Regions from separate parts of the Homo sapiens genome. Here region 1 is linked to region 2. A link is an interaction called in ENCODE POLR2A ChIA-PET data of the cell type or tissue named here. Cell type or tissue: HepG2. All regions are shown on one strand. Region 1 overlaps SBF2 (SET binding factor 2). Region 2 overlaps SBF2 (SET binding factor 2).

Region 1 (5,000 bases), 150 kb after region 2:
AATCCACCAAACTGAGGCTATTTATAACCAAGAAAATCATACATAGTCTATGCCACCAAATGCACCCATAAGCAAAGCCAGAGAACCCTACTCAACATACACCACAGATGCATCCTGAAGAAGAAAAAAAGTTACCTTTCAGTAAAAGTGAATTCAAAAATAAGAAGAAGCGACTGTTACCCCATATGCAAATGTATCAGTGCAATAATACTGGAAATATTTAAAAAAACACAAGATGCTATGACATCTCAAAGAAACGCCGTAATTCTATAGCGATGGAGCCTAACAAAAAAGAAATCTCACAACAATGTACAAGAGAAACCAGAAAACTAATGCAAAGAAATTAGAAAATAAATTCAGGATATAATTGAGAAATCTGCAAAGATACATACAACTACATCAGTATCTACATTTACAGGATATGACTGAGAAATTCACCAAAGATATCTACATCCCCCTATTTATCTATAAAGCCAAACCAAACTTTTGGAAATGAAAAATTTATTGAAGAAATTCCATAATACAGTTGAAAGTTCTGACAACAGACTAGACCAAATGGAAGAAAGAATCTCAGAAACTGAAGACAGGTCTTTCAAATTAATCCAGTTAGACAAAAGTTTTTTAAAAAAGGATTTAATAAACAAACAAAGCATTTGAGAAGTATGGAACTATAAAAACAAGACTGAACCTACAAATCATAGGTACTCCTGAGAAATAAAAAAGTTTGGACACCTGATTTGAGGAAATAATTATGGAAAACTACCTTATTCTAGCAGAAGATCCAGATATTCAAATACAAGAGGCTCCATGAACTCCGGAAATTACATTGCAAGAAAGAACTCACCATGACATAGTCATCAGAATGCCTATGGTTAACATTAAGAGGGGAAAAAAAATTCTAAAATCAGCAAGAGTAAAGCATCTAGTGACCTATCAAGGAAATCCCAAGAGACTAACAGTAGACTTCTCAGCAGAAACCTTACAAGCCAGAGAGATTGAGATTCTATTTTCAAAGTGCTTAAAGAAAAAAAAATGTGGGACAGGCACGATGGCTCATGCCTGTAATCCCTGCACTTTAGGAGGCTGAGCAGGGTGGATCACCTGAGGTCAGGAGTTTGAGACCAGCCTGGCCAACATGGTGAAACCCTGTCTCTACTAAAAACACAAAAATTAGCCAGGCCTGGTAGTGTGTGCCTGTAGTCTCAGCTACTTGGAAGGCTGAGGCAGGAGAATTGCTTGAACCCGGGAGGCAGAGGTTGCAGTGAGCCGAGGTCACACCACTGCACTCCAGCCTGGAAAATAAGAGCGAAACTCTGTCTCAAAAAAAAAAAAAAAAAAAAAAGTAAACCCCAAATTTTATATCCTGCTAGAATAAGTAAAGGAGTAATAAAGTCTTTCCTAGACAAGGAAATGCTGATGGAATTCATCACCACTAGACCGGTCCTATCAAAAAAACTCAAAGAAGTTTTTAACATGGAAACAAAAGGTTGACACTCTCCATCCTAACAAAACACAAAAGTATAAAACTCACAGGTCTTATAAAACAATTACACTTATGAGAAAGACACATAAATCATATGGCAATGTGACAAAACCCTACTAAACCTAAAAAGACAGAGAAAAAAAAAAGAATCCCAAAGGCAAGTAGATAGAAACATTATGATAGAAACAAAAACCTTACATATCAATATTACTCTTTAACATAAATTGATTAAATGCTCTACTTAAAAGATACAGATTCGTGGAATGAATTTAAAAACAGATCCAACTATATTCTGCTTATGAGAAATTTGCCTTACTCATAAAGACATGTACAGACTGAAGGTAAAGGGGTAAAAAAACATATTCCATGCAAACAAAAATCAAACGCAAGCAGAAATAGCTATACTTATATCAGACAAAACAGACTTTACATCAACAGTAGTAAAAAAAAGGAAGTCTTTATGTAATAATAAAGCAATCAATTCACCAAGAAAATATAACAATCCTAAATATATATGGACCCAACACTGCAGCACCCAGATTCATAAAACAAGTATTACTAAACCTAAGAGAAAAATATAGATAGCAATACAATACTAGTGGGGGATGTCAGCACACCACTGACAGCACTACGCAGAGTATCATGACAGAAAATTAAAGTGGACTTTAGACCAAGTGGACCTATAGACATTTACAGAACATTCTATACAAGGAATATATCAACAGATGGAACATTCTCCAAGACAGTAACTATATTAGGTCACAAAAAAAGTCTCAATAAATTTTAAAAAAATCTCAAAATCATACCAAGTATCTTCTTGGACCACAGTGGAATAAAACCAGAAATCAATTCCAAGAGGAACTTTCAAAACCATACAAACACATAGAAATTAAAGAATATGCTCCTGAATGATCTATGGGTCAACAATGAAATTAAGGCAGAAATTTACAACAAAAATTGAAAAGAATGAAAATGGAGACACAACATATCAAAAACCTCTGGGATACAGCAAAAGCAGTGCTAAGAGGGAAATTTATAACATTAAATACCTCCATTTAAAGAAATGGCTGGGCACGGTAGCTCACACCTGTAATCCCAGCACTTTGGGAGGCTGAGACGGATAGATCGTCTGAGGTCAGGAGATCGAGACCATCCTGGCTAACATGGTGAAACCCCATCTCTACTAAAATTACAAAAAATTAGCCAGGCGTGGTGACACGCGCCTGTAGTCCTAGCTACTCGGGAGGCTGAGGCAGGAGGATCGCTTGAACCTGGAAGGCAGAGGTTACAGTGAGCTGAGATTGCGCCACTGCACTCCAGCCTGACCCACAGAGCAAGACTCCACCTCAAAAAAAAAAAAAAAGAAAAAGAAATATTGCACATTAGCAACCTGACATTGTATCTCAAGGAACTAGAAAACCAAGAACAAACCAAACTCAAAGCTAGAAGAACAAAAGAAATAACAAAGATTCAAGCAAATAGAAAGAAATTGAGACCAAAAAAATAAAACATAAAGGATCAACAAAAAATTAAAAAGTTGATACTTAGAAAATATAAACAAAATTGATAGAACACTTGACTAACCACGAAAAGGAGAGAAGATTCAAATAAACACAATCAGAAAAGAAAAAGGAGACATTGCAACTGATACCACAGAAATGCAAAAGAGCATCAGAGACTACTATGAGCAGCTCTACATTCACAAACTAGAAAACCAAAAGGAAATGGATAAGTTCCTGGAAACACACAACCTCCCAAGACTGAACCAGAAGGAAATAGAAATTATGAATTGACTAATAATTAGTGAGATTGAACTAGTAATAAAAATTCACCCATCAACAAAAAAGTCCAGGACCAGAGAATTCACAGCCAAATTCTACCAGATATACAAAGAATAGCTGGTACCAGTCCTACTAAAACTGTTCAAAAAATTAATGTGGACGGAAACTTCCCTAACTCATTCTATGATGCCAGTATTACCCTGATATCAAAGCACAGTAAATACACAACAATGACGACAAAAAAGAAAACTACATATCAATATCCCTCTTGAACACAGACACAAAAATCCTTGACGGAATACTAGAAAACTGAATTCAACAGCACGTCAAAAGGATAATGCACCATGATCAAGTAGGTTTTATTCCCGGGATGCAAAAATGGCTCAATATATGCAAATCAATAAATGTGATTCACTAGATAAACACAATTAAAAACAAAAACCATATGATCATCTCAACAGATGCAAAAAATCATTTGATAAAATTCAGCATCCCTTTATAATAAAAACCTTCAACAAAATAGGTACAGAAGGAACATATCTCAATGTAATAAAAGCCATATAAAACAAACCCACAGTCAACATCATACTGAAGGGGGAAAAAGATGAAAATATTTCCCCTAAGAGCTGGGACAAGATAAGGATGCTCGCTATCACCACTCCTATTCAACACAGTACTGGAAATCCCAGCCAGAGCAACCAGGCAAGAGAAAGAAATAAAAGGCGTCCAAATTGGAAAAGAATTCAAATGATCTCTGCCAACAATATGATCTTATACCTAGAAAACCCTAAAGACTCCTCCAAAAGACTCCTGTATTTGATAAATGAATTCATTAAAGTTTCAGCATACAAATCAACATACAAAAATCAGTACCATTTCTATACACCAATAACTACCAAACTGAGAACCAAATCAAGAAGTCAATCCTATTTACAATAGCTACCAAAACCAAAACAACACAGCTCTAGGAATACAGTTAACGAAGGAGGTGAAAGATCTCTACAAGGACAACTATAAGATACTGATGAAAAAAACTGTAGATGACACAAACAAATGTAAGAACATCCCACACCATGAATTTGAAGAATCAATATCATTAAAACAATGATGCTGACAAAAGCAGTCTACAGATTCAATGCAATCCCTATCCAAATACGAACATCATTTTTTCACAGAATTAGAAAAAATAATCCTAAAATTCACATGGAATCAAGGGAGAGCTGAAATAGCCAAAGAAATCCTGAGCAAAAAGAACAAAGTTGGAGGCCCCATAGTACCTGGCTTCAAATTACACAAGGCTATAATAACCAAAACAGCATTGTACTAATATAAAAATAGATACAGATCAATGGAACATACCAGAGAACTAAATAAAGCCACATGCCTACAGACAATTGATTTCTGATAGAGTCAACAAAAACATACAATGGGGAAAGGACACCTTATTCAATAAATGGTGCTAGGGAAATTGGAGTGCCATATGGAGAAGAATAAAATAGAACCCATATCTCTCACCATATGCAAAAATTAATTCAAGATGGATTAAAGACTTAAATATAAGACCTGAAACTATAAAAAAATACCAGAAGAAAACGTAGGAAAAACTCTTCTGGACATTGACCTAAGGAAATGATTCATTACTAAAACCTCAAAAGCAAATGCAACAAAAGCAAAAATGGATGGCCATGGTGGCTGACACCTGGAATCCCAGCATCTCTGGAAGTCATGCTTGAGGC
Region 2 (5,000 bases):
TGTTATTTTAAACTAGATAAATGAATGCATTATGTCCATCAAAGACTTATGCATGAATGTTGAGAGCAGTTTTACTTGTACCAGGCCCCAGCTGGAAATGAATCAAATATTCATTAACATGTGAATGGATAAGCAAAAGTAACTGAGGTATTTGCATTGTTGGAATCTGCCGTTTGATACTGGAATACGTTCTTAAATAAATGTGGTTATGTTTTATACATCATTTTAATGGGCATTTCTCACTTTATTTTTCTTTTGTTAATGACTTATTACTTGCTGTTCATTTCATGTTTTAGACTATGAAAATGATGTTAGATAAAAATTAAATTCAAGCAATTTTCTTGTTCGAGTTCAAAACGGGTCATAAAGCAGCAGAGATAACTTGCAACATCAACAATGCATTTGGCCCAGGAACTGCTAATGAACATACAGTGCAGTGCTTGTTCAAGAAGTTTTGCAAAGGAGAAGAGGAAGATGAGGAGTGTAGTGACCAGCCATTAGAAGTTGACAACAACCAAGTGGGAGCAATCATCAAAGCTCATCCTTTTACAACTACACGAGAAGGTGCCGAAGAGCTCACCATTGACCATTCTATGGTCATTTGGCATTTGAAGCAAACTGGAAAGGTGAAAAAGCTCGATAAGTGGATGCCTCATGAGCTGAACCAAAAAAAACAAAAAACAAAAAAAAAAAAACCATCGTTTTGAAGTGTCATCTTCTCTTACTCTATGCAACAAGGAAACATTTCTCAATTGGATTGTGATGTGCCACAAAAAGTGGATTTTATATGACAACCAGTGACAACCAGCTCAGGGGTAGGACCAAGAAGCAGCTCCAAAGCGCTTCCCAAAGCCAAACTTGCAACCAAAAAAGGTCATGGTCACTGTTTGGTGGTCTGCTGCCAGTCTGATCCACTACAGCTTTCTGAATCCTGGCGAAACCATTACATCTCAGAAGTATAGTTGGCAAATCGATGAGATAAACCGAAAACTGCAAGGCCTGCAGCTGGCATTGGTCAACAGAAAGGGCCCAATTCTTCTCCATGACAATGCATGTCACACAACCAATGCTTCAAAAGTTGAACAAATTGGGCTACAAAGTGCTGCCTCATCCACCGTATGCACCCAACCCCTGGTCAACTGACTACCACTTCAAGCATCTCAACAACTTTTTGCAGGGAAAATGCTTCCACAACCAGCAGGATGCAGAAAATGCTTTCCAAGAGTTCGTTGAATCTTGAAGCACAGACATTTATGCTACAGGAATAAAGAAACTTATTATTAACTGGCAAAAATGTGTTGATTGTAACGGTTCCTATTCTGATTAATAAAGATGTGTTTTCATTGTTCAGCTCCCATGGACACAGGTAGGGGAACAATACTTACTGGGGCCTGTTGGGGGATGGTGGGGGTGGGAGAGCATTACGGAAAAGAGCTGATGCATGCTGGGCTTAATACCTAGGTGATGGGTTGACAGGTGCAGCAAACAACCATGGCACACGTTTACCTATGTAACAAACCTGCACATCCTGGACATGTACCTCAGAAATTAATATAAAGAATTTTAAAAAAAGTACAAACAGGTGAAAAAAAATGTGTTTGAGCCTAGTTATAATGATTTAAAATTCATGGTCCAAAACTGCATTTACTTTTTTACCAACCTAATATTTATACAATATATAACAGTACTATTCACCATTAAAAAGGAATGATCTATTGATGCATACTACATACATCAAAATAATGATGCTGAGTAAAAGAAGCCAGACCAAAAAAATTACATATTTGATTCCATTCACATAAAATGTAGAAAATGCAACCTAATCTATAGTGGCAGAGAAAAGATCAGCAGTCACCTGGGAATGGGTATAGAGGCAGGGTGTTGAGAAGAGGGGAGAGTATCCTTTGTATCCCTTTTCTTGTACAAAAGAGTACAAGAAACTTTTGGGGATAATAAATTGGTTCATTATTTTGATTGTTGTGATAGTTTCAAAGGTGTCTATACATGTTAAAAAGTTATTAACTTGGGGAGATCCGTTTCAAGATGGCTGAACAGGAACAGCTCTGGTCTGCAGCTCCCAGCGTGATCGATGCAGAAGACGGGTGATTTCTGCATTTCCAAGTGAGGTACCTGTTTCATCTCATTGGGACTGGTTGGACAGTGGGTGCAGCCCACGGAGGGTGAGCCGAAGCAGCGTGGGGTGTCACCTCACCTGCGAAGAGCAAGAGATTGGGGGATTTCCCTTTCCCAGCAAAGGGAAGCCATGACAGACTGCACCTGGAAAAACGGGACACTCCCACCCAAATACTGCACTTTTACCAAGGTCTTAGCAACTGGCAGACAAGAAGATTCTCTCCCATGCCAGGCTTGGCTGGTCCCATGTCCACAGAGCCTTGCTCACTGCAAGCTAGCACAGCAGTCTGAGATTGAACTTTGAGGTGGCAGCCTGGCTGGGGGAGGGGCATCTGCCATTGCTGCAGCTTGCGTAGGTAAACAAAGAAACCAGGAAGCTCGAACTGGGCGGAGCCCACTGCAGCTCAGCAAGGCCTACTGCCTCTATGGACTCCACCTCTGTGGGCAGGGCATAGCTGAACAAAACGCAGCAGACAGCTTCTGCAGACTTAGAAGTCCCTGTCTGACAGCTCTGAAGAGAGCAGTGGTTCTTCCAGAATGGCGGCTGAGCTCTGAGAATGGACAGACTGCCTCCTCAAGTGGGTCCCTGACCCCTGTGTAGTCTAACTGGGAGACACCTCCCAGTAGGGATCGACAGACACCTGATATAGATGGGTGCCCCTCTGGGACGAAGCTTTCAGAGGAAGGATCAGGCAGCAGTATTTGCTGTTCTGCAATATTTGCTGTTCTGCAGCCTCCACTGGTGATACTCAGGCAAACAGGGTCTGGAGTGGACCTCCAGCAAACTCCAACACACCTGCAGCTGAGGGACCTGACTGTTAAAAGGAAAACTAAACAACAGAAAGGAATAGCACCAACATCAACAAAAAGGACATCTACACCAAAACCCCATCTGTAGTTCACCAACATCAAAGACAAAAGGTAGATAAAACCACAAAGATGGGGAGAAACCAGAGCAGAAAAGCTGAAAATTCTAAAAACCAGAGCACCTCTTCTCCTCCAAAGGATCGCAGCTCCTCCCCAGCAATGGAACAAAGCTGGATGGAGAATGACTTTGATGAGTTGACAGAAGTAGGCTTCAGAAGGTCAGTAATAACAAACTTCTCCAAGCTAAAGGAGCATGTTCAAACCCATCGCAAGGAAGCTAAAAACTTGAAAAAAGGTTAGACGAATGGCTAACTAGAACAAACAGTATAGAGAAAACCTTAAATGACCTGATGGAGCTGAAAACCATGGCACGAGAACTTCGTGACGCATGCACAAGCTTCAATACCCAATTCGATCAACTGGAAGAAAGGGTATCAGTGATTGAAGATCACATTAATGAAATAAAGTGAGAAGACAAGGTTAGAGAAAAAAGAGTAAAAAGCAACAAACGAAGCCTCCAAGAAATACGGGACTAGGTGAAAAGACCAAATCTACATTTGATAGGTGTACCTGAAAGTGATGGGGAAAATGGAACCAAGTTGGAAAACACTCTTCAGGATATCATCCAGGAGAACTTCCCCAACCTAGCAAGGCAGGCCAACATTCAAATTCAGGAAATACAGAGAACACCACAAAGATACTCCTCGAGAAGAGCAACCCCAAGACACAGAATTGTCAGATTCATCAAGGTTGAAATGAAGGAAAAAATGTTACGGGCAGCCAGAGAGAAAGGTCAGGTTACCCACAAAGGGAAGCCCATCAGACTAACAGTGGATCTCTCGGCAGAAACCCTACAAGCCGGAAGAGAGAGGGGGCCAATATTCATCCTTCTTAAAGAAAATAATTTTCAACCCAGAATTTCATATCCAGCCAAACTAAGCTTCATAAATGAAGGAGAAATAAAATCCTTTACAGACAAGCAAATGCTGAGAGATTTTGTCACCACCAGGCCTGCCTTACAAGAGCTCCTGAAGGAAGCATAAACATGGAAAGGAACAACCAGTACCAGCCACTGCAAAAACATGTCAAATTGTAAAGACCATCAATGTTACAAAGAAACTGCATCAATTAATGGGCAAAATAACCAGCTAGCATCATAATGATAGGATCAAATTCACACATAACAATATTAACCTTAAATTTAAATGGGCTAAATGCCCCAATTAAAAGATACAGACTGGCAAATTGAATAAAGAGTCAAGACCCATCGGTGTGCTCTATTCAGGAGACCCATCTCACATGAAGAGACACACATAGGCTCAAAATAAAGGGATGGAGGGAGATCTACCAAGCAAACGAAAAGCAAAAAAAAAAAAAAAAAAAAAAAAAAAAAACAGGTGTTGCAATCCTCAATCCTAGTCTCTGATAAAACAGACTTTAAACCAACAAAGATCAAAAGAGACAAAGAAGGCCATTACATAATGGTAAACAGATCAATTCAACAAGAAGAGCTAACTATCCTAAATATAGATGCACCCAATACAGGAGCACCCAGATTCATAAAGCAAGTCCTGAGAGACCTACAAAGAGACTTAGACTCCTACACAATAATAATGGGAGACTTCAACACCCCACTGTCTATATTACACAGATCAACGAGACAGAAGGTTAACAAGGATATCCAGGACTTGAACTCAGCTCTGGACCAAGTGGACCTAATGGACATCTACAGAACTCTCCACCCCAAATCAACAGAATATACATTCTTCTCAGCACCACATCACACTTATTCCAAAATTGACCACATAATTGGAAGTAAAGCATGCCTCAGCAAATGTAAAAGAACAGAAATCACAACAAACTGTGTCTCAGACCACAGTGCAATCAAATTAGAACTCAAGATTAAGAAACTCACTCAAAACCGCTCAACTACATGGAAACTGAACAAAGTGCTCCTGAATGACTACTGGGTACATAACGAAATGAAGGCAGAAATAAAG

What was found. ChIA-PET counts read pairs that join two places held together with the same protein. Peaks named below come from ENCODE experiments on the same cell type or tissue, not always from the same donor. Only the 100,000 strongest peaks of a DNase experiment are listed, where the experiment ranks them.
Region 1: POLR2A ChIA-PET joins it to region 2 with 7 read pairs; 3 of 35 experiments call an interaction of 5 or more read pairs at or near these places.

The regions. Positions count from the first base shown.
Region 1 is chr11:10,078,929-10,083,928 of GRCh38, forward strand. The region is part of intron 2 of SBF2 (SET binding factor 2); the gene reads right to left. Among named protein-coding and RNA genes, the nearest start is that of SBF2, 210 kb to the right of the region's middle. In HepG2, no CTCF peak of the experiment used is centred here; no DNase peak of the experiment used is centred here.
Region 2 is chr11:9,928,594-9,933,593 of GRCh38, forward strand. All of the region lies in intron 16 of SBF2 (SET binding factor 2), which reads right to left. It overlaps LOC101928008 (a long non-coding RNA gene), which reads left to right. Exons shown (of 3, transcript NR_120539.1): 3 at 297-670. Among named protein-coding and RNA genes, the nearest start is that of LINC02709, 170 kb to the left of the region's middle. In HepG2, no CTCF peak of the experiment used is centred here; a DNase peak (open chromatin) is centred at 2,498; H3K4me3 peaks cover 295 bases.